Regions from separate parts of the Homo sapiens genome. Here region 2 is linked to region 1. Evidence: chromatin loops called from intact Hi-C (ENCODE). Cell type or tissue: OCI-LY7. All regions are shown on one strand. Links, peaks and the distances in the headings refer to the core of each region. The heading gives the core; the rest is flanking DNA.

Region 1 (15,893 bases), core at 4,998-12,997:
TTCATTAACATCAGACCTGACCTACAAGAAGTACTAAAAGGAGTTCTTCAATCTGAAAGAAAAGAATGTTAATGAGCAATAAGAAAGCATGTGAAGGTGCAGAACTCACTGGTAATAGTAAATACACAGAAAAACATAGAATATTATAACATTGCAATTGTGTTGTATAAGCTATACCTTTTTTTTTTTTTTTCGAGACAGTCTTGCTCTGCTGCCCAGGCTGGAGTGCAGTGGCGGGATCTTGGCCCACTGCAAGCTCTGCCTCCTGGGTTCATGCCATTCTCCTGCCTCAGCCTCCTGAGTAGCTGGGACTACAGGCACCCACCACCACGCCCGGCTAATTTTTTGTATTTTTTTAGTAGAGACAGGGTTTCACCGTGTTAGTCAGGATGGTTTCGATCTCCTAACCTCATGATCTGCCCACCTTGGCCCCCTAGAGTGCTGGGATTACAGGCGTGAGCTACCGCGCCTGGCCTGTATAAACTATACCTTAAGTAGAAAGATGAAAAGATGAGCTGATCAAAAATAATAACTACAACTTTTCAATATATAGACAAGTATGATAAGATATAAATAAGAAACAACATGGCTGGGCATGGTGGCTCACACCTGTATTCCCAGCACTTTAGGAGGCCAAGGTGGGTGGATCACTTGAGGCCAGGAGTTTGAGACCAACCTGGTCAACATGGCAAAACCCTGTCTCTAACAAAATTATAAAAATTAACCAGGTGGGGTGGCGTGTGCCTGTAGTCCCTGCTACTCGGGAGGCTGAAGCATGAGAATTGCTTGAATCTGGGAGGCAAAGATTGCAGTGAGCTGACAAAGTTAAAGTGTAGAGTTTTTACTAGTTTTCTTTTTGCTTGTTTGTTAGTTTGCTCATTTATGCAATCAGTATTAAGTTGTCATCAGTTTAAAATAATGTGTATTAAGATATTATTTGAAAACATCATGGTAACCTCAAGTCTGAAAACATTCAGTGGATACACAAAAAATAAAAAGCAACAAATTAAAACATACCAACAGTGAAATCACCTTCACTGAAAAGAAGACAGGAAGGAAGGAAGGGGGAGAAGACCATATAAACAACCAGAAAAAAACAAATAATAAAATGGCAGTATTAAGTCCTTACTTATCAATAACAACATTTAATATAAATGAACTAAACTCAGAAGACATTGAGTGACTAAATGGATTAAAAAACATAAGACCCAATGATCTGTTGCCTACAAGAAACACACTTCATCTGTAAAGACACACATACACTGAAAATAAAGGGATGGAAAACGATATTCTATGCAAATGGAAAGCAAAAAGGGCAGGAATAGCTATACTTATATCAGACAAAATAGGTTTCAAGACAAAAACTATAAAAAGACACAAAGAATGTCATTATATGATGAAAAAGGGGTTAATTCAGCCAGAGGATATAACAGAAGTTATAACATTTGTAAATATATATACACCCAACACTGGACCACCCAGATAAATATATAATATATATTTATATGTTTGAGAACAGCCTGGTCAACATGGCAAAACCCAGTCCCTACTAAAAATACAAAAAAATTAGTCGGACATGGTGATGTGCTCCTGTAGTCCCAGCTACTTGAGAGGCTGAGGTGGGAGAATCACTTGAACCCAGGTGGTGGACGTTACAGTGAGCCAAGATCACACCACTGCACTCCAGCCTAGGTGACAGACTGAGACTCTGTCTCAAATAATAATAATAATATACATTTAATTTTTTTCCTTGGTTTTCTGTCACTTATGTATGCTCATGTATCCAGGTATATAAAGCAAATATTATTGGAGCTAAAGAGAGACATTAGACCCAAATACAATAATAGCTGCAGTCTTCAACACCCCACTTTTAGCATTGGAGAGATCATCCAGACAGAAAATAAACAAAAAAACACTGGAGTTAATCTGCACTGCAGACCAAATGGACCTAACAGATATTTACAGAACATTCATCCAACAGCTACAAAATACACATTCTTCTCCCCAGCATATGGATCATTCTCAAGGATAGACTATATGTTAGGCCACAAAACAAGTCTTAAAACATTCAAACAAAAGTGAAATTTTATCAAGTATCTTCTCTGATCATAATGGAATAAAACTAGAAATCAATAGTAAAAAGAATTTTGGAAACTATACAAACACATAGAAATTAAACTATGTGTTTCTGAATGACCAGTGAGTCAATGAAGAGGTTAAAAAGGAAATAGAAAAATTTCTTGAAACAAATGATAATGGAAACACAACATACCAAAACCTACGTAATACAGTGAAAGCAGTACTAAGATGGAAGTTTATAGATACAAGCACCTACATCAAAAAAGAAGAAAAACTTCAAATAAATAACCTAACAATGCATCTTAAAGAATTAGAAAAGCAAGAGCAAACCAAACTCAAAGTTAGTAGAAGAAATAATGGAGCTTAAAGCAGAAATAAATGAAATGGAAATGAAGAAAACAATACAAAAGATCAACAAAATGAAAAGTTTATTTTTTGAAAAGATAAATTGACAAACCATTAGCCAGACTAAGAAAAAAAGAGAAGATCTAAATGAAAAAGGAGACATTACAACCAATACCACAGAAATTTAAAGGATCTTTAGCGGCTTTTATGAGCAACTATATGCCAATAAATTGGGAAACCTAGAAGAAATGGATGATTTCCTAGAGACATACAACCTGCCAAGATTGAACCATGAAGAAATCCAAAAGCAGACCAATAGCAAGTAACAAGATTGAAGCCATAATAAAAAGTCTCCCAGCAAAGAAGCCCAGGACCTGATGGCTTCGCTACTGAATTTTACCAAACATTTAAAGAAGAACTAATACCAATCCTACTCAATCTATTCTGAAAAATAGAGGAGGAGGGAATACTTCCAAACTCATTCTACAAGGCTACTATTACCCTGCTAACAAAACCAGACAAAGACACATCAAAAAAAAAAAAAAAAGGAAAATTATAGAACAATATCTCTGATGAACATTTATGTAAAAATATTCATTAAAATAATAGCAAACTGAATTTAACTGTGCATTAAAAAGATCATTCATCATGACCAAGTGGAATTTATCCCAGGGATGCAATGATGGTTGAACATTCTCAAATTAATCAATGTGTACATCAGATCAACAGAATGAAAGACAAAAGTTATATGATCATTTCTATTGATGCTGAAAAGCATTTGATAAAATTCAACCTTTCCTGATAAAAACCCTCAAAAAACTGAGCATAGAAGAAACATAGCTCAACATAATAAAAGCCATATATGGCAGATCCACAGGTAGCATCATACTGAATAAGGAAAAACTGAAAGCCTTTCCTCTAAGATCTGGAACACAACAAGGATGTCCACTTTCACCACTGTCATTCAACATGTTTTCACTTATGTGTGGGAGTTAAAAATTAAAACAGCTGAACTCATGGAGATAGAGAGTAGAAAGATGGTTACCAGAGCTTGGGAGGGTACATGGAGGCTGCAGGGGTGATGAGGATGGTTAATGGTTACAAAAAATAGAAAAGTATTTGATAGAACAACAAGGCAAATGTAGTCAGTAAGAGTTTAATCATACATTTTTAAATAAATAAAAGGGTATAAATGGATTGTTTGTAACACAAAGGATAAATGCTTCAGGTGATGAATACCATATTTACTTTGCTATCATCTATTAAAATATCTCATATACCCCATATATATGTACACCTACTATGTACCCACAAAAATTAAAAATAAATTTTATTTTCACAAAAGCAACATTCATGATTCATGGGAGGAGGTCAAAATGTCAACATTAACATGTGTTTGGAAGAAGTTGATTCCAGCTGTCGTGGATGACTTTGAGGGGGTTCAAGACTTCAGTGGTGGAGGGAGTAGCTCCAGATGAGGTGGAAACATCAAGAGGACTAGAGTTAGAGATGGAGCCTGAAGATGTGATTGAGTTTCTGCAATCTCATGTTAAAACTTGAATGGATAAGGAGTTGCTTCTTATGGATCAATAAAAAAAGTGGTTTCTTCTGAGACCAGACAAGATTGGGCATGTTTAGGGTGGTATGGCCGTCAACAAGAAAGTGGCTTCTTGAAATGGAATCTACTTCTGGTAAAAATTCTGTGGATATTGTTGAAGTAACAACAAAGGATTTCAAGTATTACATAAACTTAGTTGATAAAGTAGCAGTAGGGTTTGAGAGGATGACTCAAATTTTGAAAAAAGTTCTGTGAGTACAATGCTCTCAAACAGCATCACATGCTACAAGGAAACTTTTGTAAAAGGAAGAGTCATCAGTGCTGCTTAAACTTCATTGTCTTATTTTAAGAAATTGCCAGAGCCACCCTAGCCTTCATCAATCACCACTGGATCAGTCAATGGCCTTTCACGTTGAGCCAAGACCTTCCACCAGCAAGAAGATTATGACTTGCTGAGGCCTCAGATGATCATTAGCATTTTTAAACAATAAAGTATTTTTAAATTAAGGTATGTACATTGGTTTTTTTAGACATATGCTATTGCACATTTTATACACAATAGTATAGTGTAAACATAACTTTTATATGCACTGAGAAACCAAAAAATTTGTGACTCACTTTATTGTGATATATACTTTATTTCAGTGGTCTGGAACCAAATCTGTAATATTGCCATGATGTGCCTCTAGATCCCAAGTTAGATATTTAAATTGAGGGCTATACAAAGGAAATTCTATCAAGAGGGGATTCAAAAACACTTCAGAAATCATTGGCAGGAGATGTCCGTGGGTATTCAAGTTTGTTTTTTTATTTAGGAATTAGAAAATGCAGTTGGGAGCTGGACAGATGACTTGACCCAGTTGAGCCTGCTGAAGGACACCCTCTCTGCCTATATCAGTGCTGATGATATCTCCATTCTTAATGAACGCGTAGAGCTTCTGCAAAGGCAGTGGGAAGAACTATGCCACCAGGTAAGATAAGTTCTAAAAATGGAATTATCTTGATGATGGAAAATTGGGAGATGAATTTGAACGTCAGATGGGTTAACCCACATGTGGACCCGGCCCATAATTCTTAGTACGGACAAAGGAAGAACACTGTGGTTACTACCAGAACATTTCAGATCAATACATTTATATTTTACCACATTTTAGAAAAACCTAAACTGGATTCTTTTTCTTTCACTTTTGCTGGCTGGCATTTTATATATATATATATATATATATATATATATATATTTTTTTTTTTTTTTTTTTTTTTTTTTTGAGACAGAGTCTCACTCTTTTGCCCAGGCTGGAGTGCAGTGGCACAATCTCGGCTCACTGCAAGCTCCACCTCCCAGGTTCACGCCATTCTCCTGCCTCAGCCTCCCAAGTAGCTGGGACTACAGGCACCTGCCACCATGCCCAGCTAATTTTTTGTATTTTTAGTAGGGATGGGGTTTCACCGTGTTAGCCAGGATGGTCTCGATCTCCTGACCTTGTGATTTGTCCGCCTCGCCCTCCCAAAGTGTTGGGATTGCAGGCGTGAGCCACCGTGCCTGGCCGCTGGCATAATATTTTTAAGAGAAAGCACAATGTTATGGTTCACAGATGTGATTTTGCTGGGTAGATATACTTGAAACGTGAAAAACTACTGTTGTATTTGCAACATTAGCTAATACTGTGGAGCTGGTTTTGTTCAGGGAATATTTATTATCACTTTTAATTTACTGTAGTTGTTTCCTGGTAATTTATATTCATTTATTTTTAGTCATACTTTATTCATTTATTAAATACCTTCTATGTGCACAACGTTTTAAAAAAATATCCCAGATTGACTTTGAGTTGGAAATGAAAGGGAAAGATTGGTGGAAAGGCAGCGAGAAGACATCCTAGGCAAAGAGGAAAAACAGATTCAAAGGCTCATAATGAAGAACAGACCCAAATGCCTTGAGGTTATGTTCTCCAGGAAGCAGGGCCCTGTCTTTGTTACTTCTATACCCCGAGTGCCCTGCCTGGCACATAATAGGCTGTGATACATCTCTGTTAAATGGATCAGTCATCTTAATAATTGTGATGTTAACAAACTGTAATAAATGTCCCTATCGTCAAGTTTAAACTTGATCTGAGACTAAAATCAGTCTAGGAGAATGTGTACAGTTAAGAAGAAAACCAGGCATAAACAGGTAAAAACAATGTATAAAACTGTCTAAAGGACCCAGGTGTGGTGGCTTATGACTGTAGTCCCAGCACTTTGGGAGGCTGAGGCGGGTGGATCACCTGAGGTCAGGAGTTCAAGACCAGCCTGGCCAACATGGTGAAACCCTGTCTCTACTAAAAATACAAAAATTAGCCGCGGATGGTGGCGGGTGCCTGTAATCCCAGCTACTTGGGAGGCTGAGGCAGGAAAATCACTTGAACCCAGGAGCCGGAGGTTGCAGTGAGCTGAGATCACACCATTGCACTCCAGCCTGGGCAACAAGAGCGTAACTCCATCTCTCTCTCTCTCTCTCACACACACAAACTGTATAAAGATTTAAGCAAGCTAAGGCTAGTGTGGATGGCAAGGAATAAAGGAAATGTTTCTTGAGATGGATACATTTTGAATTGAGTTTCGAAAAGGGGAGTGGAGGAGACTGATTGATGGGAGGAAGCAAATGAACACTCTGACAAGGTGGCAGTTGGAGCAGAGGAACTGGCTGGAAAAAGCTGGTGTGGGAAGACTGAGGAAGGGGCTGTTGAGAGGGGGCTCTTATGTCCCTACTCTTATGTCCCTGCCAATTGTGCTGCCCTGGGATCTCTTTTGTCTCCCATCCTCCACCCTTTCTCTGACTTTAGAGATGCTTATCCTCATACTTCAGGAACCATTAAACAGAGTTTAAGAGGCTCAGAGCCTCTTGATTGATGTGATATCAACAAGAAGTGTATTTTCAGGAAAATTTCTCTCTGTATATTTAGGTGAAAACCCATGTTTTTCTCAATCCGTGGGCCAACAGAAAACTCTGGAGCACACATGGTAGATGTGTGAGCAGTTTCCTATGAATATATACTTTTTAAAACGGGGGATACATGTATGAGATGGCTTTTACCAACATGTTAATGATTTGAGTTCAAAATGAATTTGGCTACTTTCACAAAGCTTCATTTTCTCAGTGAACACAATGAGGAATTTACATGGATTTACGCATAGAGGGTAGTAATGCTAATCACAACACTTGATTCATTTCTGAATTCTTCAAACTGAAAGCAATACCTTATTATACAGTAAATCATCCTATAATTTTGCAATGTAAAGACTTTATCATGATGTATCAAAATGAAAGATATTTGGTGGGTACAAATTGTGGGAAATTATCACAGCAACCTTCAGTTACGTTTGTGAGCCCATTCATCTGTTTTTCTTAATTTTAGGAGAAGTCTAGCACTACCTGCTCTCTTAATATTTTTTAGCATGTTCGATGAATTGAATTAGACCAGATCTATTGCTTTAGCTAAATGATGCCTGTGAAGCCTTCAGAGAGATAATATTTTAGAGATTGGATCCTGTTTGCTTCAAACATGCCATGAACTTCCCTCCCCAAAGACCTGGATTATGCCACTCTTCCTGCCGACACTGTTTCTTCCCTTCTAATTTTCTTCTTCTTCTTTTTTTTTTTTTTTTTTTTTTTTTTTTTTTTTTTTTTTTGACACAGAGCTGCTCTCTTGTTGCCCAGGCTGGAGTGCAATGGTGTGATCTCGGCTCACCGCAGACTCCACCTCCTGGGTACAAGTGATTCTCTTGCCTCAGCCTCCCGAGTAACTGAGATTACAGGCATGTGCCACCACGCCCTGTAAATTTTGTATTTTTAGTAGAGACAGGGTTTCTCCATGTTGGTCAGGCTGGTCTCCAACTCCCGACCCCAGGTGATCTGCCCACCTCAGCCTCCCAAAGTGCTGAGATGACAGGCGTAAGCCACCGTGCCCGGTCTTCCCTTCTAATTTTCTAACCTGTTTTCTTTTACATTCCACAACTCCTGTGATGTCACTTATGAAATTCTCAGCCCTCAGTATGTTCTTGGTCCTCTGAATTCTTATTTCTCTTTTGGTTGTGCCATTATGTGGCATTGTGTTATTATTCTTTTCAATGTTTGTGACCTCATTCCAAGAATATGAGGACTTTGATATGCAAAGACCATTTCTTTGCATCTTCAGTGTCTAGAGTAGCTAAGTGTTCATGATGTATTGTTTATAATGAAGACATTATGGCATCGATTCTATTTCCTCATACTTACGTTTCTCTTAGTGTAAAATAATGACAAGATTTTGAATATTTTGAAGATTAAGAAGATTATGGTTATGCAATACTTTTTGATTTAGGAAAAGTGTTGTATAAAAATGCCATGGAATTATTGCTATTATTAATTGCTAAAGTAGTCATTCATATGTTGTAAAATTGTTCTCCAGACTTAGATATATCTAGACAGCCATCTGAAAATATATTTCAAAAGCTGATGTTGATCATGCGATATGCTGTAAATAGATTAATAACTTGCACCTGTGAGGAGACTAAGACGTTAAAAAGAAACAGCAAACGGAATACATAGTGTTTTTAGAAACTTTCCATGTTGAAGTGTCTTAATGCTTGAAGCTAAAGCGTACTTACGTTATTAATACTTCAGTCTGAAAAATAATATTTAAACCAATGAGAGTTTAGTCATGGGTTTGATCAAGGTGCCAGGATGTAACTCTAAGGAGGATATAGATTAGTTTCTCGTTCTTGAGTTAGTTGTTTCTGGTGAATTTCTGTCAAGTATGAAACCACAAAAGGAAATGAGCTTGTGCCCATGTCTCATTGTAAAAGTCAAAACTTGAGTTCAACATAACATTATCCCTACTAAGGAGCAAGTAGTCTGTTCCTATTCTGACCAAAGCAGTTGATGAGGAGTCTGGAGTACCTGGGACTGGCGATGAGAATGCGGAATAGAGGCCGTGAGTAAACATTGCAGGGCAGAGTTAATATATTAAAGTATCTGTTTTCAAGTAGACAGCCCAAATGTTTTGTTGTGCCTGTGTACAGCCAGAGCTTATACTTGTTTTTATTCTGTTTTGGTTTGTAGATTTGTGTGTAATTCTAGCTGAAATATAAGTATATGTCATCATCGTAATTGCTCGTTGTTTTGTCAAAACATCATGGTAAAAATATTTCAACCAGAAAAGGATGTATTTCCTGTTGAGCTGCTGCACACTCTGAAGGTTTTAGCTGGTGCTTCTCAGCTGTTGGCAATGCAATGTATTTGTGCCCTTGCAAAAACATAAATAGGTGCTAAGCTGATAAATAATTTGAGGGTTCATCTGAATCCAAAGAAAGAGATGGTAATGTTTACTTAGTATATAGACTAAATACTAGATGTACAAACCAGAAGGAAGATGCCATTGCCCTTATCTTTTGAAAAGCGTTTGGCCTGGGTTTGCACCCAGTGCTTGTAGCCTCACTGTGTCTTTTTTAAGGTGTAGCTCCGTGGTAAGAAAATGAAAGCAACATTTTCATGGTGTGTGATAAACACAAGGGATTTAATATATATTTTATCTATCTATCTATCTATCTATCTATCTATCTATCTATCTATCTATATATGTGTATAATCCAGCTGCTTAGTGGAGATATGGAATACATGAGTGTCAAGGGAGGAAAAAAAATTTAAAACTTAAGTGATGCCCTGTAGTCATGTATAATAGTACTAGTAGCAACAGCATAGTAATGGCCAGCTGTTGTCAGGTCTTTAATATATATCAGTCAATTTCTTTCTTTTTTTTTTTTTTTTTTTGAAACAGAGTTTCACCCTTGTTGCCCAGGCTGGAGTGCAGTGGTGCGATCTTGGCTCACTGCAACCTGTGCCTCCTGGGTTCAAGCAGTTCTACTGCCTCAGCCTCCCAAGTAGCTGGGATTACAGGCACCTGCCACCATGCCCTGCTAATTTTGTATTCTTTTAATAGTGATGTGGTTTCACCATGTTGGCCAGGCTGGTCTCAAACTCCTGACCTCAAGTGATCCACCTGCTTCAGTCTCCGAAAGTGCTGGGATAATAGGCGTGAGCCAGTGCGCCTGGCCATATCAGTCAATTTCTTAAATTACTCTCTTATTTCTCTAATATTACCATATTGATAGGACAGTGCTGGGCACATAGAGACACTTGTTTACTACAGACAATAAACATTTGTTTAATGAATTTTTGGAGCAAACATAAGAATAATTTCCAAATGAAAGGAGTAAGTCGTAGAGAAAATGAGGGACCTTGTCCTGATCATGCAGTTAGTCAGTGATGGATGAACTATTTTTGAATATCAGCTGCCTCTGGATATTTAATCATATTTGCACCCCATGTCAAAGACTCAAACTTTGCTGGTCTTATCTTGTACTGATTCTAAACAAGTGCCCCAAATTTGTCCAACTTTCATATTCCTTGTCTCTGGAATGGGGATAATAATACTTACCTATGAAAGTAATAGGTAATATTTTTCTATTTTGGGACCATCCTCCCTGCAGATATTGGTGAGTAAAGGCCTAGAGTTCATTCTTGGCTTATGGCCAAGATTCGGGGGCAGTGTAAGGAGTTACTTGTTCATCTTCAGTCTGAAGGGCAGGAGTTTCGATTCTTTTTCTTTTTTTTTCTTCTCACTCTGTTGCCCAGGCTGTAGTGCAGTGGTGTGATCTTGGCTCACTGCATCTTCCGCCTCCCGGGCTCAAGCGATTCTCCTGCCTCAGCCTCCCGAGTAGCTGAGATTACAGATGGCTGCCACCACGCCTGGCTAATTTTTGTTTTTTTAGTAGAGGTGGGGTTTCACTATGTTGGCCCGGCTGGTCTTGAACTCTGCCCACCTCGGCCTCCCAAAGTGCTGGGATTACAGGCATGTGCCACCAGGCCCAGCTTCGATTCATAGACAATGATTATTTTGGGCAGTCCAAATAATAAGAGTATAGTTTCAGTTTGGCCATCAATTGAACCGGGATTTTAACTACCAGCCAGACTCCTGACTCTTGCTGCTCTGTGAATGAAAGGGAAAAGGCCGTATTCACCAGAGAGTTCTCAATCTGAGAGATCAGCAGAAGATCAGAGTGCACGCGGCTCTCAGAGCTAGAGGGGTAAGGGGTCCTGGAAGGATTATGTTCTTCAGTGCTATTTGGGGTATGGTGTAAAGTGACAAAATTTGTCCCCAAAACTTTTAAATCTCTGTTTCCTTAGCTTTTTCCATTTCTAGTAGGCCCTACCCCAAGTTCACTGCCCTTTGACTGTTCTGTATTATTCTGCCTCCAAAAACCTCAATGAGAAACTAAATTATACTAATGGGGAAATACTTAGTAGGTTCACCAGTGTCACCCAACCCAGAAAAACTTTTACTTTAAAAGATCATAATTGAATCAAAAGAATAAATTTCTCATGGTGGCCTTTCAAAATTTATGGTAGGTTATGGGGCTCACTCTCTAGGCAACTCACTATGCCTAAGGCTGGCCTTGGGATACGTATCCTGGGCTCCTGGACTAGTGTACAAGGATGTAGAATCACAGATATTTAGTTTTGTGTTATCTGTCTAATCATTAACAGAGCAAATCCAAGACAGAATTGATAACTAGAAAGTGTATAATACCTTAGAAATATTTTCATTTTCATTTTAAAAAGGAAATTTGTTTGAAATACATAAAAAGTAAATGTATTAAGGAAGGAAAATGTCTTAAAACAAAATATAGCAAAATGTTAACAGTTTGAGCCCAGGGAGTATGTAATGAGTGCTTACCATCCAATTCCTTCAGCTTTTCTGTGTCGGAAATGTTTTGTAATAAAATGTTGGGGGTAAAATAAAATCAATAGGGATATGTTTAATGCAGTGGAATGAATAGTGGAATAGCTAGCATTATGAACAAGACTGTGGAAGAACGTCTTCAGACCTTCTTACCAAATCATATTATGTTTTGCCAACGTGTAGTTTAACTCAACTAGAAACATTCCTTAGTATTTCAACCAGCACTATGAACACAAGAGTATTATATTTTGAAATCAGAAAATTTTAGAATTCTGGAAAGGATAATTCTAGACCTAGAGATAGGAAAACAAGCCCATTGTATATATATAATGTATAAGAAACTCTCAGAACTCAGTAATAAAAAGGCAATCTAATTAAAAAGCAGGCAACGGATTTGAGTAGATAATTCTCCAAAGGAGATATACAAATGGCTAAGAAACATGAAGAGTCTCAGTATTGTTAGCCTTTAGGGAAATGCAAATCAAAACCATCATCAGATACCACTTCACATCCATTAGGATGGCTGTAATCAAGTGTTGGTGAAGATGTAGAGAAATTGGAATCCTACTACTGGTGGGAATGTGAAATGGGCAGCCACTTTGGAAAACAATCTATAGTGTTACCATATGACCAAGACATTCTACTCCTAGATAAACACCTAGGAGAAATGAAAACATGTGTTCATACAAACACTTGTGCACAAATGTTTATAACAGCATTATTCAGAATAGGCAAAAAAATGGAAACAACCCAAATAAGATGAGTTGATAAATGCAATGTGGTATATTCATACAATGGAATATAGTCAGCAATAAAGGGAATGAAGTATTGATACATGCTACAATATAGGTGAATCTTTAAAATATGCTAAGTGAAAGAAGCCAGTCATAGAAGACTACATATTGTATGATTCCATGTATATGAAATGTCCAGAATAGGCAAATCCACAGGGACAGAAGGGAGATTAGAACTGGGAGGTAAGTGAGGAGGAGCAGTAGAGTAACTGCTGATGGCTACAAGGTTTTCATTGTTGTGGTGGTGGTCATTGTTGTTTGAGGTGGAGTCTTGCTCTGTCACCCAGGCTGGAACACAGTGACACAATCTCGGCTCACTGCAACCTCTGCCTCCTGGGCCCAAGCGACTCTCCTGCCTCAACTTCCCAAGTAGCTGGGATTACAGGTGTGCGCCACCATACCTGGCTAATTTTTGTATTTTTAATAGAGATGGGGTTTCACCATGTTGGCCACGCAGGTTTCGAACTCCTGACCTCTAGTGATCTGTCCGCCTTGGCCTCCCAAAGTGTTAGGATTCTGCCCGCCTTGGCCTCCCAAAGTGTTAGGATTACAGACGTGAGCCACTGCACCTGGCTTTTTTTTTTTTTTTGGAATGATAAAAATATCCTAAAATTGATGATGGTGGTGATTCACAAATGCTGTGAATATACCCAAAAGCACTGAACTGTACATTTTTAAACAGGTGATTGTATCATATGTGAAATACATCTTAATAAATCTGTCATGCGAAAAAAAAAGAAGGAAAAGAAACAAAATTAAATAAATAAAAATGAAAACTGCAGAGAAGTAGAGGAACTTGCCTGGAGTCCACGTGTCAGTATGGAGCTGAGCCTTGGGGCACCTGCCTCCATTTCAGGCCGCTTCGCTTGGATGCTGCCCGCTTCCTCACTCTCTAGATACCTGAGGCTCATTCTTCCATCCCTTCTTTTCTTCCTTTTCTTCTTCCTTCCCTATTTTTACTCTTTTCTTTCATCTTTCTATTCCTTTTTTCTTTCTTTCCTTTTTTTTCCTCCCTTCTTTACCATCTCTCTTTCCTTTTACTTCCCTTCTTTCCTTTCTTCTTTCCCTACTCTTTTCCATTTCTTCTTTCTTTTTTACATTCACTGGTCATGTATCCTATCTATCCTGAACCAATTGTGTGAAGTTGCATTATCCAGAACCTTTAATAAGCTAATGTGTATGTGAATCTTCAGGAAAGAACTAGAGGATTCAATGTCTCCCACTTTATAATAGCAAATCCTAGACTTCAGGAAACAGTGGGCTAAAAAGATGTATGACTATCATTCATTTTAGTCCTAGTTTATTTGCTATTTTCCTTGGAGTGTGGTCTTCTCTCTGATAATCATTTTGCCTATTCTCCCATTTTAAACTTTTCAGCTCTCCTTAAGGCGGCAGCAAATAGGTGAAAGATTGAATGAATGGGCAGTCTTCAGTGAAAAGAACAAGGAACTCTGTGAGTGGTTGACTCAAATGGAAAGCAAAGTTTCTCAGAATGGAGACATTCTCATTGAAGAAATGATAGAGAAGCTCAAGAAGGTATGGAATGCATGGCTACTTAGGTTTTCATTCTTCATAAGGCTTATGTGTACTTTTCACAGGTACAGAAGGTGGCTTTACTCACAATTACTTTCCTGTCAAAGGAGCAGTATATTTTAAACATTTTATCTTTTTAATATAAAATAAACTTGCAGCTGGGCGCAGTGGCTCACGCCTGTAATCCCAGCACTTTGGGAGGCTGAGGTGGGCAGATCATGAGGTCAGGAGATCAAGACCATCCTGGCCAACATGGTGAAACCCTGTCTCTACTAAAATACAAAACATTAGCCTGGCGTGGTGGTGCGCGCCTGTAGTACCAGCTACTCTAGAGGCTGAGGCAGGGGAATCACTTGAACCCAGAAGGCGGAGATTGCAGTGAGCCGAGATCGTGCCACTGCACTCCAGCCTGGTGACAGAACGAGACTCTGTCTCAAAAAAAAAAAAAAAAAAAAAAAAAAAAAAGGATATCCAGCATAAAATAAACTTGCATAAAAAGGCCTGCTTTACACATAAAATATATAGAATACTTGCAATTTGTGATGAAATAGAGCATCTACTATTCAGTTCAGTATTTGGGGGTCTTAATTACCTGTTCAGTAGGAACCCTTTATATGTATTATTTTTCTTTCCTTTTTTTTTTGTTTTTTGTGTATTTTTTTTTGTTTTAAAAAGGTAAAGCCACTAGAGAGAAACTGAAAGAAAACATTCTTAAGATAAATTGAATTGACATTTTCTCTCTAAAATATGATTTATAGACCACAGATAGGAATTAAGAGTTTCCTGATAATTTTGGCTTCATATTATTTTAAAGGTATGTATATCTTATCAAATTATTTTACATATTCATTTGGATCCAAAACATTTCTGATGTCTATATAAAGCTGATCAAATTTGCTAGCATTTTAAAATTTTTGATGATTTCGGCCGGGTGCGGTGGCTCACGCCTGTAATCCCAGCACTTTGGGAAGTGAGACAGGCAGATCACCAGAGGCCAGGATTTTGAGACCAGCCTGGCCAACACAGTGAAACCCCATCTCTACTAAAAATACAAAATATTAGCCAGGCATGGTGGCACATGCCTGTAGTCCTGGCTACTCAGGAGGCCGAGGCAAGAGAATCACTTGAACCCAGGAGATGGAGGTTGCAGTGAGCCGAGATTGTGCCACTGCACTCCAGCCTGGGTGACAGAGTGACACTCTGTCTCAAAAAAAAAAAAAAAAAAAAAGAATTGGGTGATTTCAGTGTTGTTTCCACAGTGCTTGTGAACAATCAGTGATTTTAATGTTATTTTAATTTGTGCTTCTCATTAGTACATATCACCATCTAATGTACAATGTATTTTTTGTATTTACTTATTCATTGTCCAAATGGAGACCCCACTGATCTGTCAGCTTTCCAGGAGCATGGGCTTTGTCTAATTTTGTTTATTGCTATATCCCCTGCACCTGAAACAGTGCCTAACTTCTCATAAGCACTCAGCCAGTATTTACTGCATTTATTCTGAAAAGAAATATAAATGGTTATTAGGAAAAATTATTTCTATCCATATGCACACATAGAAAATTAAAACATCCAAAGCCAACATGTACTATTAATGATGTTACAAATCTAATGGATTTGCCATTAGATAAGCCTTTATGTATCCAATTTGCTTATCCATTGGATAAATCCAAATGGATAAGCATTTGTTTACTTGATATTGTAAAACTTAAAACTCTTGGCTGAGATGATACAGATTTCATTTTAGCATCTGCTCACGGTTGCCCTTTGCTAAGTTGCTGGGTGTCAGAGAATGCTGTCAGTGCGTGATTCATGCACTATAGG
Region 2 (15,893 bases), core at 5,111-13,110, 110 kb before region 1:
ATTCGTATTTTTATTCCCTACCGTAGCACTTAGATAAGTGTCTTACCTATATATTCAGTATTTGTTAGATGGAAAAATGAAATAATGTTTCCCACACTGCTTCACCCTTTCTGACCGTCATGTTCCATCTTCAGGACGATATCAGTAGGGAAAAGAGAGAGAAAGAATCCTAACCACTTAACTATTTTGATTCCATCAATAATTTTGCTACAACATTTTAGAGAGAAAGTTCTGAAATATCTACATAAAGTGAGGAATTCAAACCATCTAGGAATTTTACCCATCATTTCTTTATTCCCTACCTGTACAGGTAAATAGGAGTTAAACTACAGAATCACTTACCTAGTTATTGGTAGAGAAAAAAAACTGTCTATCTTTCTGTTTTTTTTTTTTTTCAAAGGAAGCTGTGGTACAATATGAACAATATGAGCAAGAAATGAAACATCTCCAGCAACTGATAGAAGGAGCTCACAGAGAGATTGAGGATAAACCTGTTGCCACCAGTAACATACAGGAGCTGCAGGCTCAGATTTCTCGGCATGAGGTGAGAGGAATGTAGGCGAAATACCGAGGGCAGGAAACTGGCTTGATTAGAGTATATGTTTGGTTTCTAGAGAATGGAAGAGAACAGTTTCCCCTGTCCTGCACTTAATGTGTTCAACTCTTGAGAGGCCTCTTTGGCTATCTAAGCATTGTGAGTGCCGTTTTTGTTGATTCAGTAACACGTGCGTTCCCCTTGATTCCATAACCTCTCTACACGTTGTTCGTATTATATCCTTTGGGACCCACTGATTATCATCTCCTGCACCCAGAATTCTCACAGTTAATACACTAAAACACAGTCCATACCCTGTTTTTAATGCCTACGAGAAACAGCAACGCTTAAAGCTTTGCTGCATTGATCTCTGTCTTGGTGGCTCACTCCTGTAATCCCAGCACTTTGGGAGGCCAAGATGGGTGGATCATGAGGTCAGGAGATGGAGACCATCCTGGACAACATGGTGAAACCCCGTCTCTACTAAAAATACAAAAATTAGCTGGGTGTGGTGGCATGCGCCTGTAATCCCAGCTACTTCGGAGGTTGAGGCAGGAGAAGCACTTGAACCCAGGATGCAGAGGTTGCAGTGAGCCAAGATCGCGCCACTGCACTCCAACCTGGCGACAGAGTGAGACTCAGTCTCAAACAAACAAACAAACAAGACTTAATATTTTAAACATTTTCTTCTTTGACATATTAGTCATTTCAGTTCCTCTCCCCAAAATCAGAGGATGGTCCAGGTTGTTTACTTTGCTAATTTTCAGATTGGGCCAGCTAACATGTGCCTCGTTTTCAAATGTTCTTTCCTTGTTCCTTTGGCATCATTATGACCTTAGGACTTGACCACTCCTTGTGCAGTCCCTGTCCCAGACATCATAGTCCTTGAGTGATTGAGCTTAGCAGGGAATTTCCTTTCCTGACCTGTCAATTCCATATAGGTCAAATTCACTCTTTCCCTTGGGGGCTGGTTCATAGCACTGTGAATTTTGGTAAATAACTGGGAGAAGGTTGTCTTATTTTTTCTGTACTAAGGATAGAGTATATGGAATATATCCTTCCATATGCTCTATTTTAACTTTGTCATGAGAAAAATGAACAATTTTTCCAAACCACTCACATTGAGATTCTCAAAAGATTCAAGGTATTGCTTTGTAAGGATGAAAAATCTCACCCTCTTCTCCAAATGCAATTAATTATTTAATTTCTTGACATCTACAAACATTAATAATTTTCATTTATATATGACTTACAAAATCATTTAAATATCCCATCTACATTTACTCCAACAACTGTAGACATCATCTATGTTAATGATTTTTCTTACACAATGGTTAAATGAAAGTGTTATGTAGATTTTTGAAACCACTGTTTATGTAGGTCTATATGTTAGACTATATATTACATATTTATTTTGAAACGATTTTTAATCCCATCTAGGAAGATCCAAAATTTTGTTGTAACAACTCTTCTATCATGGTACAGATATTTTTAAAATCTTTTCTGGAGTAATAATTGTTATTACTACTAAACTTTTTTGTTGTACGGTTTTTCTTCCCCAAGAAACTTGTGCTTTTTTTTTTTTTTTTTTTTTGAGACACAGTCTTGCTGTATCATCCAAGCTAGAGTGCAGTGGCAAGATCATGGCTCACAGTGGGATCATGGCTTATTGCAGTCTGTACCTACTGGGTTCAGGCAGTCCTCCCACCTCAGCCTCCAAGTATTTGGGACTACGAGCATGTACCACTACCTCAGGCTAGTTTTTGCATTTTTTTTTTTTGTAGAGTAGAGACAGAGTTTCGCCATGTTATCCAGGTTGGTCTCAAACTCCTGGGCTCAAGTGATATGCCTGCCTCAGCCTCCCAAAGTGCTAGAATAAAAGATATGAGTCACCATGCCCAGCCAGCTTTATGTTTTTTAAAGTAACTTACAAAATTTTACATCACTTTTTTATACCAACTCTATGAGGTATTTATTTATTTATTTATTTATTTATTTATTTATTTATTTTTTAGATGGAGTCTCGCTCTGTTGCCCAGGCTGGAGTGCAGTGGTGCAATCTTGGCCCACTGCAACTTCCACCTCCTGGGTTCAGGCGATTCTCCTGCCTCAGGCTCCCGAGTAGCTGGGATTACAGGCGCACATCACCATGCCCTGATAATTTTTGTATTTTTAGTAGAGACGGGGTTTCACCACGTTGGCCAGGCTGGTATTGAACTCCTGACCTCAAGTGATCCATCTACCTTGGCCTCCCAAAGTGTTGGGATTGCAGGAGTGAGCCACCACGACTGGCCGGGGTAAGGATTTTTTTAAAATCATCTTTATTTTACTGACAAAAAAACTGAACTTAGAAAAAATGACTTCCTGAGCTCCTAAATCTAGTAACTGATTGAAATTGGACTCAGTCTCAGTATCTTTGTGTCCAAATTCCGTGATTTTTCTTCCACTGTAACAGAAACTATCTGGGCTACTTAATTAAACAAAAGAGAATAATGAAGTCCCAGGAAAATAAATGAGTCCCCCAAGGTCACAGAGTGAACTCAGCTCAGTCAGCAGTGGACTATGTCTTCCTGACTCTTGGTCCAGTGAGCTGTTTATTTTGTCACATTTTCTTCCACAGTTCTGAACATCCATGTTATGTTTGTTAGTTTTAAACCAACTGTGACTTAGAACACATTTTCATGTAAAAAATGATGCAGTCCTGTGTGAGCTTCATTGTATGTATAAAACAAACACAGGAAGGAAAGTGCTGAGTGGAGAAAGCTTAACTGATGATAACATACAAATTGGGAAGAGGGTTTCTGCCTGTATTTTCTGTCTTGTTTTAATTGAATCTCAATCTTATGGTGAATCTAGTTTTCTTACAAATAACTTTAAAAATAACTGATCATTTATTTATGCCTAAGGAATTCAAACTTTTAAAAATAATTTTTCGGCCAGGTGTGGTGGCTCACACTTGTAATCCCAGTACTTTTCGGAGGCCAAGGCGGGCAGATCACAAGGTCAGGAGTTTGAGACCAGCCTGGCCAATATGGTGAAACCCCGTCTCTACTAAAAATACAAAAATTAGCCTGGGTGGTGACGGGTGTCTGTAGTCTCAGCTACTCGGGAGGCTGAGACAGGAGAATCGCTTGAACCTGGGAGGTGGAGGTTGCAGTGAGCCAAGATTGTGTCACTGCACTCCAGCCTGGGCAACAGAGAGAGACTCTGTCTCAAAAAATAATAATAATAATACTTTTTCAAAAGTTGCATTTAATTTGAAAAAAATCATCCTGCCACTTTTAAATCATAGGAGAGGATACTCACACCTCTTTTCTTTCCGCCTGATGCGGAAAGCCTGCTCATGAATACCAGAGACTGGCCACAGAGGGCTGCTTGTCTTCTAGCGGCCACTCTACCTGAAATTCCTACCTTTATAAACATTTTCAGAAATTTTATAAAGAGAATGGGTAACATTAAACCAAGTGTTCCATTTTATTTTAGTGGATTTGACCACAGCTTGAATAACCAACCCTCAAAGGTAATGAGATTACAAGAGGTTTACACTTACAGAAGCAAGTCGTAGAGTACTATTTCTCAGTGGAAGTCACGTGCATTGGAGTCACATGGGCTAATTATGAAGTGCAGACTGTCATACACCTGGTAAATCAGAACCTTTGGAAGTGGTGACCAGAGTTGCATTTTTTAAAGAAACAATCCAAATGAGTTTTGTACACAATAAGGTTGAGAATTGCAGCTTAAGAAATGGTCACTTGCTGTCAGTGTGGGCACATCTTTGCAGGATACTGTAGCAGGGAGCTGTGCCCAGCCATGTGATTACAAAGGGTGGAAGGCCTAATACTAACTCTGTCTACTTCATAAAGATTCCTCAAATTGCCGGGCATGGTGGCTCACGCCTGTAATCTCAGCACTTTGGGAGGCCAAGGCAGGCAAATCACTTGAGATCAGGAGTTCGAGACCAGCTTGGCCAACATGTCCCTACTAAAAATACAAAAATTAGCTGGGCATGGTGGCGCGTGCCTATAATTCCAGCTACTTGGGAGGCTGAGGCAAGAGAATGGCTTGAACCCCGGAGATGGAGGTTGCAGTGAGCCGAGATTGCGCCACTGCACTCCAGCCTGGGTGACAGAGCGAGACTCCATCTCAAAAATAAAATAAAATAAAATAATAAAAAAGATTCCTTCAATTTTTGTATAATGGCAAACCATTGTGCGAAAGCTTGGTGACTTGAAATTCAAGGAGTCCAGTAATCTGCTAGAGCTCTTTTCTAGTATTAACTAGTTGCAGTAAATGTCATTTATTGAGTACCCACGTGCTAGCCACTAGACAAGATATAGTAAATAGCTATTCAATCACTGTTTTTAAAAATCCTATTAGGTTTAATTAACTGCATCCCCAGAGGTAAAGAAGCAATGATGTCTACTTTTTAAATCCTTGTTTTAAAAATTCCTATACTATTAGGAGTCAAGAAGACTGACTGCCTGCTGGCTGAGTTCTGCTGGACTGTTTTTTGCTCCACTCGGCTTCAGTTGGGCAGGAAGAAACAAACAAAACAACAATAATAACAAAATGTGTGTGTGTGTGTGTGTGTGTGCATGTGCACACGTGTTTTGCATACAGTCAGCCCTCCATATCCATAAGTTCTGCATCCATGAATTCAACCAATCATGGATGGAAAATATTTGAGGAGCAAAAAGGATGGTTGCATCTCTGCATGTTGATCTTCTTTTCTTGTCATTATTCCCTAAATTGTACAGTATAACACCTATTTATAATGCATAGCATCTACATTGTATTAGGTATTATTAGTAATCTAGAGATGATTTAAAGTATTTGGGAAGATGTGCATAGGTTATATGCAAATACTATGCCATTTTACATCAGAAACTGGAATATCTGTGAATTTTGTATCTAAGAGGGTTCCTAGAACCAACGCCCCTCAGTTACTGAGGGATGACTATGTGTACATATGTGTGTGTGCATGTGTATATGTGTGTGTATATATATGAATGTATGTGTATGTATGTACACAATTATTTTAAAGACATTACAATTTAATATTTTTGTCACAAAATGTGTTCTTTTTTTTTTTTTTGAGACAGAGTCTCACTCTGTTGCCCAGGCTGGAGTACAGTGGCACAATCTTGGCTCACTGCAACCTCCATCTCCCGGGTTCAAGCAATTTCTGGCTAATTTTTGTATTTTTAGTAGAGACAGGGTTTCACCATGTTGGCCAGGCTGGTCTTGAACTCCTGATCTCAAGTGATCCCCTCGTCTCAGCCTCACAAAGTGCTAGGATTACAGGCATGAGCCACTGCACCCGGCCCACAAAATGTGTTCTATGTGCACAATAAATGACAGCCTCTGAAACAAAGAAGCCAAAAAAAAAAAAAAAAAAAGAATAATAGTTTTGTACTTTTAGGAATCATGTTTTGAAATATGTATTTTCGTTTTTTAAAGATGCAATAAAGTATAATTTTAATATTTGATACTTAAAATATTTAAGCAAGAAAGTAAAACTTTAATATTTTAGAATTACCATACTCCTAAAATGAATCTATAGTTACCTTTTTAAGGGTTATGTGCTATCCAGATTATATTTCCAATAAGCTCTTAATAAAATATTTAAAACCTCTATCTCTCATAATATATTTTTTCATTCTTGTCTGCTCAAAAACAAAAACAAAAAAACAATTATTTTTTCAAAAGCAAGTGAAATTAAAAGACACTAAATCCGAATTGCATTTCAAGTTTAAAGTTCTAGTTAAAGCCTCAGCAACATTTGAGACATGATGAAGTGAGCAAGAAAAAATTTGATGAATATACAAAATTTTTTTGGGGGGTCAATCTGCATTAAAAATTGGGATTTCCATATGCAATATCTAGCCTATCTAAAAAAAATTCTTAGAGACATAGGAACAGACAGGCTATTGAGTATGTGACCCTATGTAAAATAAATGACTGTCATCTCTGTTGAATGTACTCAGTAGGGTAAGAGCTGAGCCTTGCATTTTTTTTGGTGTGGTTTTAGCCATCACATGACCTAATTTCCATGGCAGGAACCATCTGGTAAATTTCAGATGCTTTCTGCTTTTAAAGAGAGTTGTCAGTTCCTAATGTTGCGGAAGTTCATGATTCCATATGGGGCCTCTCGCGATTAGAAACCACTCATTCGGCCTCATCCCCTCATTTCTCCTTTTGTACCGACGCGGGGACGCGGGCTCGGGCACTTTGGCTGTGCCTGCGCCGCGCCGCGCAGCCTGCGGTCTGGCTCGGTAGCGAGATGCAGGAGGACTCGCCGCCTACACATCCTGCCTCCCGGGCCCGCGCGGCTCTGCGCGCTCATTGGCTCGCCCTGCAGGAAGATGAACGCTACTACTTCTGTTTCCTTTTGATGCTGCTCTGACACCCCGGTGGGGGAAATGTTTCCTCAGGAGCTGGCGCAGAAAATTAAGGGCTACCAGGAGCAGATCGCTTCTTTGAATTCCAAGTGCAAGATGCTGACGATGAAAGCCAAGCACGCCACCATGCTGCTGACGGTGACCGAGGTCGAGGGGCTGGCGGAAGGGACAGAGGACCTGGATGGGGAGCTCCTCCCCACGCCTTCGGCCCACCCCTCTGTGGTCATGGTAAGGATCCAGTGGGTCCCCGCGGCTTTGCTCTTTGACTGGAGCCTGGCGAGTGGCTCCATGTTCCCTCTCCGTGGCTGATTTCAGGGACCAGCCTTCGATCTTGCAGATTCAGAGGGAGGAACAGATTCCTTAAGTCTCTTTGACTACCGTTGGGCCGGGCCAATCTTTGACACTGTAAACAATGACAGTTAAAATGAAACTATGTGCTCGAGACAGCTGAATTACTTAACATGTCAGAGGTCTACCCTGTATTTGTTTATAATTTCGCAATAATACTGAGAGGCTCTGAGCTTTAAACAATAATTTACTTGCACAGTGTTTTAGTTGTCTGGGGGATGGGAAATTCATGGCATATATATTTAGTTGTGGTCTCCACGCTAACTAGCTAACTACATATGTGCATGTACTCTACTGTATAAATGTGTAATACAATTTAGAAGAACAGCTATTGTTAGAAAAATATGAAAACAGACCGTCTAAAGCTTGGCTTTGGATTAAAATAAATCAACTTTGTTATTTTCTATTCTGCACCACTATTTTCCTATACACTTGCCATCTAAAATGCATTGAGTATTTTGGTGACTATAATGTTTCCCAGTGCTGTGTGTTTTCCCTTATATGTGCTGTGCCTCAGGTAATGAGTAACCATACCTGAGCCCATTTGGCAATAACAGTACTTTGGGTGCATTTATCTTCCTACCATATTTGAAACTTGAGATGTCCACAAAAGACCAAGCTTTATTTCACAGACCTTTTCTCATTTGTATGATTCGTGATTTTTCCAGTTATTTATAAAGCCACAAACTCTCCAAAGAAAGGAAAATAATGAAGTATTTAATCAACAACAAAACTTCAATGTCATATGCACCCCCATCCCTGATTGTTTTACAAATGATTACTAGCATCATATTCTCTTGAAGACAGAACTTTTAAATACTAACACAGGATTAATATGTGAATTCGGGTCCCAGTAATTTTAACCTTCGTTTTATAATTAACTCTGTTTTGGCCTGTGCCTGAACAGGACTTATGTTAACATAGCTAATTGATTTTCATGTCCTTTGGGCTACATTTTACGTGGCAGATGACTGCAGGTCGCTGTCACACTTTGCTGTCACCGGTCACTGAGGAGTCTGGGGAGGAGGGAACCAACAGTGAGATTTCCTCTCCACCTGCCTGTCGCTCCCCTTCACCTGTGGCTAATACAGATGCTTCTGTTAACCAGGTACCTCCCAGTTGGCATTCCTCTAGCAATAATCTCTGGGCAGATGCAGGACTCCATTCTCTGTTTCCATTAGATCGTGGGTATGAATCTCAGACTTTGTTGCATTTGGTTCCAGGGACACACTATTAGGTGTTATAGTTGCACAAACTATGATTGTCATGTGTCTCAGTATGTCATCTCCTCTCCTGGGCTACAGAAAGTGGGATGAACAAAAATTAGGTCATGGGAATGATAGCCCAGAAGGCTCTGTTTTAAGACATTATGGCCTTAGTTTCCAGCAATCATCTGGAATGGGGTTCTGCATCCAACAGAAAATAAAAGATGTGTGTCACCATTGTAAAATAACGTGATTCGATGGCTTTATAACATGCATTGAAAATAGTGCTGGCATTTACCAGCTCAGATTTTGAAGACAGGAAACTTCCATTTATTATGTCAGACTTCTTCTTTATTTGCAACTTGTGTACCAATGTAAGGAATGTCTGCCATATTTATACTAGAATGCCTACTAGATTTGAGTGTTTAACTTATCTTTCAATAATCTTAAATTTTATTTTCTATAAAATGGGGAAAATAAAATAACCATTTAGTTATAAGAAGCCTTTTACCATGTATTAAATGTAGATAATACTAAATTAAATGTCAAAAAGCTTTTATGTCAAATGTTAGATAGAAATCAAAAATATGCCTTTATAGTAACCAAAGACTTTTAATGCATGTTAAGTAATACTTTATTTTTTAGTGAAGACAACTAAAAAATGTAAACTATTCTATGAAATTACATTTTTTCAAAGAAGTTGATATGTATTATTAAGGGAGAAGCATTAAACAGAGCAAATGTTTTATAACCTGTATTATAATTCAATTATATTACTTTTATTTTAAAGCAGAAGCATTCAGACTGTCATAGGATTTCTGTGATAAAGAGAATCCCCCCTCATTAAAAAAAAAAAGGAACATCAAGGTGATGAAACCTTTAGTTAATACACTTACACTGTTCTCTTGGTAAAAATCAGGATAGCTCTAGGGAAATTATCAACTCATCCATTTGTCAAGTACATTCTGACACCTGCTCAGCGTGAAACCTTGTGTTGGTTCCTGAGGATGCAGCTGAGAAGGAGTCAGCATGGCCCTACCTGCAAGGCCCTGACAGTCTAGAGAGAAAGGCAGACATGGGACAGATAATAACAATGTGATCAGAGGAAACTAAAAACAGCAACATAAAAGGAGAAGTTCAGGGAGCCGTGGGGAATTTGGGAAAGTGTTTTTCAAATTCTCATTTTAAAATATGTATTACTCATTCTTTGATGATTTGTCCTTCCCTATGGTTACAGATGTTATTACAGAAATTAAGCTATAGTCGGCTGATTATTATATAGAAAAAATTGTTCTATTTAATATGGTTTAGGTTCTCAAATTTTTCAAACTGAATAATAAATACTTATTTGAGACTTTGTGGAAAAAATATACCTTTTCTAAAACTGTAAATCTCCATGCTACTTCTTGTAAAGTGTCAAAGGATACATGAAAGTGCCCTAAAAATGATGAAACATGCAAATATTTCTATTATTATTTCTTGACATTAACCACAAAGCTTCATCAGGTCCTAAAACTCAGTGAGATTAGGCTTTGTTTTAATTCTTCCCCTCTCCCCTAGTCACAGGAAAACATCAATTAAATTGCATTGTTAATCTAAAATACTTACATGTGATGCTGCAAAGTAGGGGAAAATGCCTTTACTTAGATTAAGACACACAGCTTTACTCTGAGGGAGCTGTTAAAAAGGAAATGTATTATGCTTGGTGTTCATCAAACAAATCAACCCCATCATTACGGCCACATGTTATTTTTGTATAGTAATGTCAGTTAGAAGACAATGAAAAAATATGACACCATGACCGGTGATGCACTGGATTTATAAAATTGTCTCTTGAAACTGAGGAGGACATGTAGGATCCCCTTAAGTTTCAGTTTTCAGATTAAAAACCCTGAGTTTTGTGCACAGAATGTGTACAGCTGTTTCAGGGAGCAGCCAAATAGAACTGCTTTATAAAATCACAGTTGTTAAAAAAAAAAAAGGTTTTGTGCCTGCTGTTCCTGCAAGTAGATCTCCGTTATATAACTACCTGGTCCCACTCACAGTGTATTCTGTCTCTGACAGTAGCTATTAGCTAAAATGTAATAACAGTTTAGCTTACTTGAAGGTAGAAATACCGAGGCATTCCTAGATTTTGCTGTAGGCTTCTTGATTCCCCTTAGAAGCAAGCCAAGGCTTAGACTCTGCAGAAGAGTTGAGGGAGGAATACATTTGAAAAGAGGGAGCAAGAGTGTAATGGGAAAATCATTGGCCTTCAAGTTAAAAGCTCACACTGAGTTGCAGCTCTTTCTCCTCTAAGCTGAGTGCACCTGGGAAGTCCCTTGATACCCTCATTTGTAAGTGAGAAGCAATACTACTTAATTCACAGCATTGTGAAAATGAAATGTGACATGAATCGTGAAAGTGCTTTTTAAACTAGAAAATACTGATCAAATAGTAGCTACAGTTGTCCAAATTTATTTCCTTAGGAATCTACTCATAAGTCTTATAACTTAGGCACATAAGCAATGAGAAACGTATTTGTAACAGTGACTCCTCACTACATCAAGTATTGACTTTAGTAGTTATTTATAGTACTGAGTGATTTATTTTAATTCAATTTATGTATGTACCTCAAATAAATAGAAATTATTCATCTATAAAAGGTGACATATTTTCAAATCCTTTTAAGAAACCAGGAGTTGTCATTCATATCTGTAGGCATGAGCCACGTGCGCGCGCACACACACACACACACACACACACACACACACACACACACAGAGTGAGACTGCCAGAAAAAAATTATTTGTAATAAATTTATTTTATTCTAGCTCTTTTGGGAGCCTTCTGTATTTATAATAGAGTATCTAATGTAAAATGTTTACACCATTTAAAGGCATTCCTGCTTTTCCTTATGGACAGTAATAGTATTACTTTACATGTATATAAAATAATAGAATTTATATAAGTGCATTTACAAGCATGATTTATTATGAACATATAGGCCTGCCTGTTATTTGCCAAACACTCCACAATGTGCTCAGGATGAAGACGAAAAGCAGTGACCCAGACAGCCCTTAGGGAGCTTACAGTGTGTGTGAGGACAGGCAAATGCTTACAAGAGAAGGTGGCAGGTAGTGTGGCCGAGGGCAGTACAGTGTTGTGGGAGGGCCTAGAGAAGGCACCTAAACTGGCTGGAGTCAGGCAGAGGTCAAGGATGGCCCCCTTTAGTTTTAAGGGAGGAGCACAGTTAGGCAGTTGGAGTGCAGTTGGGTCGTGTGAGATGAAGATTTTCAGGCAGAAGAAACCACCTGTTGGAAGCTGTGGAGGCGGGAAGCAAAATGGCCCATCCAGGCAACTGCAAATAGTTTCAGTGTAATTGGAGAAACATTGGAGGAGGAGGAGAGGGGGAAATGAGACTGAGAGGGATATGGGAACCACATCATGGAGGCCCTGAATGCCACAGGAAGGAATTTCAGCTTCCTCCAGAAGCTAATATTTAACCACTGAGGGAATTTAATGAGAAGCTGTGTACAGAACTGATACTTCTGGATCAATGTGGACAGGAGAATAGAAGTGTGCAAATTCAGAGCCAGGGGAGCTGTTAGAAACAGAAGTTACACAGTCTCATGCTTGGTCCACCCTGGTGATAAAAATGAGAGAAACAGGCCAGGAGGGACTACAGAGGCCAGGAGGGACTACAGAGGCCTGGACAGCTCCTGCTCCACATAAATGAGGCAATGTCTCCTCTGTTAGCATTACTTTAACAAAGACACAGGGCCCAGTGTTACCATACCTTGTGGTTTGCAAAACAAGCTACGAATGTGAATTTTAATGAAATCTCTCTATCTTCATGAAGAGAGATTTTAAACAATTTAAAACATTGTATAAGCCACACTAAATATGTGCAGGTCAGAGGCAGCCCACAGGCTGCCAGTTTGCAACCTTTGAGTTAGGAAGCTGTTACTGTAATGAGAACTTGAACCAAGGCTGTGGCCAGGATATGCATCGTTAGCACTCCATCCTCCCATAAGCAGTGGATGTTAAGGGGGAGGAGAAATCAGGAATAAATCCCAAGTTTATAGCTTAGGTGAGAAGACATTCCATTTATTGCAAGATGGATAATACTTCATTGTTTTTTCCTAAATTGGTTCCTTTTGGAAATGTTGACTTTGAAGAGCCTACAGGATATGCATGAACATCTGGATATGTGAGTCTGGAGCTTATCAATTCACCAATATTGGCGAGTGAGTGGAAAACAAACTATAAAAGAGAAAGAGTGAATGACTAGAAAGCTGGGAGGAGAACAGAGAGATTTTTTAGAAAGTGTTTCCGGAAAGGGTTTGTCAGTGCTATTGAATGCTAGAGGTCTGGCAAGGGAAGGGATGAAAATTCATCATTTTTTGTCAAAGAGAAGAAGCTGGTGAGAGCAAGCTCTGCAGTCATCAGGATCAAAGTCCAAACTGGAATTTAGAAGTGGATCGAGGGTGAGAAAGTCCCATGAAAATCACCCTTTCAGAAGTTGGATTATGAAATGAAAGGGAGAAAACAAAGAAATTAGGATGGAGCCTGTGTGTGCAAGTGCATTCACGTGTGACGATCCGTCACATTGTGAACTGTGGACTTTTTAGAAAATGTGATATCCTTCAAGAAAACAAATAAAAGAAACAGTGCGTGCAGGTGTTTTTGGATGGAAGAGAGAAAGTCAACAAAGCCAGAGAGGATGTTAATAGACCAAGATCCTTGAAAAAGCAGTTTATGGGATTCTCAGAGTCTGTGGGAGAGTCAGGTTTAAGCAGTGAAACTGGAAAGCATAAGATAAGGGTGAGTGTGAATATACATAGACTTTTGAAAATTTGAGAAGTTGCAGTATCTCCTTGACAGCTTGGATTGCATGTGTATGTGTGTGTGTGCGTGTTTGTGTGTGTATGTGTGTGTGTGTGTGTCAGTAACACACACACATGCATAAATGACTCTGGATTGAGTCATGTTTGCGGGTTTCCAAGTGGATGAAGTAAAGGTTAAAAGAGCAAGAGAAACAAGAGTCTTGGCAAGAAAGGGGTTTAAGTAACTTCAGACATAACTACAAGTCCAGCTGAGCGATGACAGCATACAAGGGTGTGGAGGACTGAAGTGGGGTGGGAGTGAGTGAGGATCAATGGATCTAAAGCTATTAAGGACATGAAGAGTAATCCACTCAAGACAGTGACAGGGTTAGGAATAAAGAGGAAGCAGTCTCCATGTTCCAATATCATCAATAAATGTTGGGGACTCATCTGGAGACCTCAGGAACAACAACAAAATGGGTAGAAGCTGTCATAGTCACTCAAATATTATTTCATATAATCCTCAATCCCACCCAAGATTGGACCAATGAGTGAACCAGTGTGCAAGATATAAGTTATTTGCTCCAATTATATAGCTACACAAGAGGAGAATTTCGCTAGAATCTCAGCTGTCCCAGTCTGAATTCATTCTACCGCATGACACTGCTACATTTGTTTCTCAGACGGCTGGAGCCTTCTTCAATACTTTTTACCAATACATGATTCTCAATAAGACTCAGGTATTTTAAGCTGACATAATTCCCTTCAACAGTACAACTGCAAAAGCAATGAACTTTATAATAGCAATTACTCCCCCAATTAAATTTCTACTGAAATACAGATAAATAACCATAGAAACAGTTAAAAACCATCTTTACTATATCTCTTGATATATCTTTACTATATCTCTTGATATAGTAAATTTTATCAGTACAAATAAAATATGTAATGTTATAATAGGTTTAAAAAATTTGAAAGCATGATATTTCATCATTCACTTTGTTTTTTTTGTGTGTATACTTTTAGGAAATGCATAGAAAACCTTTATATTATTTGTTTCTTAGAGTAGTGGTAACTTCCCCATTACATTTTTCTTATTTAATATCAAAATATTTAAATTAATTCAGCAAATGATGAACCCACAGATAGTGAAGATCTGGCTGCATCTGTAGATTTAATTTTATTTAAGTCAAGTAGTTTTTAAATTATTTAAAACTTTAATGAATACATTCGACAACATTTTAGGAACTAGATCATTAAGATTCTCTTTTTTTGCTATTCTAATCAACCTTTAAATACATGTGTACTGCTTAAATCCTTTGTATTTCCATTTAACAAACATAGAATAAGATTGAGTTTTGGCAACTTGAAATATTGGTAAAGTTGTTTTTTGATATATATAAACCAAAATTCTGAAACAATTACAGTGTGCTTTGATACAGTCTTTACATTTTTCTTGTCACAAGAGTTTACTAATTTACTAGTTTGTAGTGCCCCATGAAAGGTGTAGATCTGAAACCTTTCCTTGACATGACCAACAGTACCCAGAGCATATTAATCTAGACTTTGTCTTTTTGTTTAATTCAATACTGTGCTTTGCACTCACAGGACATTGCATATTACCAAGCCTTGTCTGCTGAGAGGTTGCAGACAGATGCTGCAAAAATTCACCCCAGCACATCCGCATCCCAGGAGTTCTATGAACCGGGATTGGAGCCATCCGCTACTGCCAAACTGGGTGATTTGCAGCGTTCTTGGGAAACCTTAAAGAATGTGGTAAGTCTTCAAGGTGGACTAGTTTATGCCCACCAGACACCAGTAACCTTAGCGATTGTCTTATGAAATACATGCAGAGAGTTTACATATCCAGTCCACAGTTGAGTACCCTATGTTGGGCCACAGAGGTAAAGCACTGAAGAAAGAAATGTTGTAATCTGAAAGATAAGGGGCTGGGAAGCATTTGGTAATATCCCTTTTCTGGTGTAGATCAGTGAGAAGCAGCGCACACTCTATGAAGCTTTGGAACGCCAGCAGAAGTACCAGGACTCCCTCCAGTCCATCTCTACGAAGATGGAGGCCATTGAGCTGAAACTCAGTGAGAGCCCAGAGCCTGGCAGGAGTCCAGAAAGCCAGATGGCTGAACATCAGGTACAAATAGCCATGACTTCAGTTTCCTACTTGATTGAATAAGGCACTGTTGTGACTGGTTGGCCTGTCAGGCATGTGTTTGAGACAGCCAGGTGACTTTTTAAAAATTTTTTAACCTTATCAGTTCTTCCAGAGTAAACAAGGGTCCTAATGGTGGTCATTTCTACTACTGATTCAGGGAGGGATCTGAGAAAAAGAGAGAGAGGGAGAGAGAGAGAGACATGCAGACCTTGAATCTAATTAAAGAAAGCTACATGCATTTATGTTGCTTTTTAACTTTGATTACACAAAATGTGTTTCCTTAGAGTTGCCAAGTTATTTTGATTTTGTTGTGAGCCATTGTTGTAAGAATAAAATATACTCCAAATCTACCTTTTCTCGATATTGTTGTTTTAAGAAACTTAGCCAGGGGGTGCCCCTCCATTATCACTTCAGAAAATACATCTCA

Evidence for each region. Hi-C counts contacts between places; a loop is a spot of excess contacts. Peaks named below come from ENCODE experiments on the same cell type or tissue, not always from the same donor. Only the 100,000 strongest peaks of a DNase experiment are listed, where the experiment ranks them.
Region 2: it touches region 1 in a loop (4-fold over the local background); 6 of 110 quality-filtered maps call a loop at or near these places.

The regions. Positions count from the first base shown.
Region 1 is chr6:152,178,312-152,194,204 of GRCh38, reverse strand. It overlaps SYNE1 (spectrin repeat containing nuclear envelope protein 1), which reads left to right. Exons shown (of 146, transcript NM_182961.4): 128 at 4,798-4,953; 129 at 13,911-14,069. Among named protein-coding and RNA genes, the nearest start is that of SYNE1-AS1, 190 kb to the left of the region's middle. In OCI-LY7, for the core only: no CTCF peak of the experiment used is centred there; DNase peaks (open chromatin) are centred at 8,734, 9,194 and 10,564; H3K4me3 peaks cover 3,243 bases; H3K27ac peaks cover 3,539 bases.
Region 2 is chr6:152,293,140-152,309,032 of GRCh38, reverse strand. SYNE1 (spectrin repeat containing nuclear envelope protein 1) reads left to right here. Exons shown (of 146, transcript NM_182961.4): 91 at 401-544; 92 at 6,970-7,164; 93 at 8,252-8,392; 94 at 14,906-15,073; 95 at 15,284-15,445. Among named protein-coding and RNA genes, the nearest start is that of SYNE1-AS1, 79 kb to the left of the region's middle. RefSeq lists enhancers at 6,584-6,653, 6,804-7,203, 7,254-7,303. In OCI-LY7, for the core only: CTCF peaks have their summits at 6,693 and 6,892; DNase peaks (open chromatin) are centred at 6,572, 6,852, 9,492, 10,792 and 2 weaker places; H3K4me3 peaks cover 5,728 bases; H3K27ac peaks cover 5,962 bases.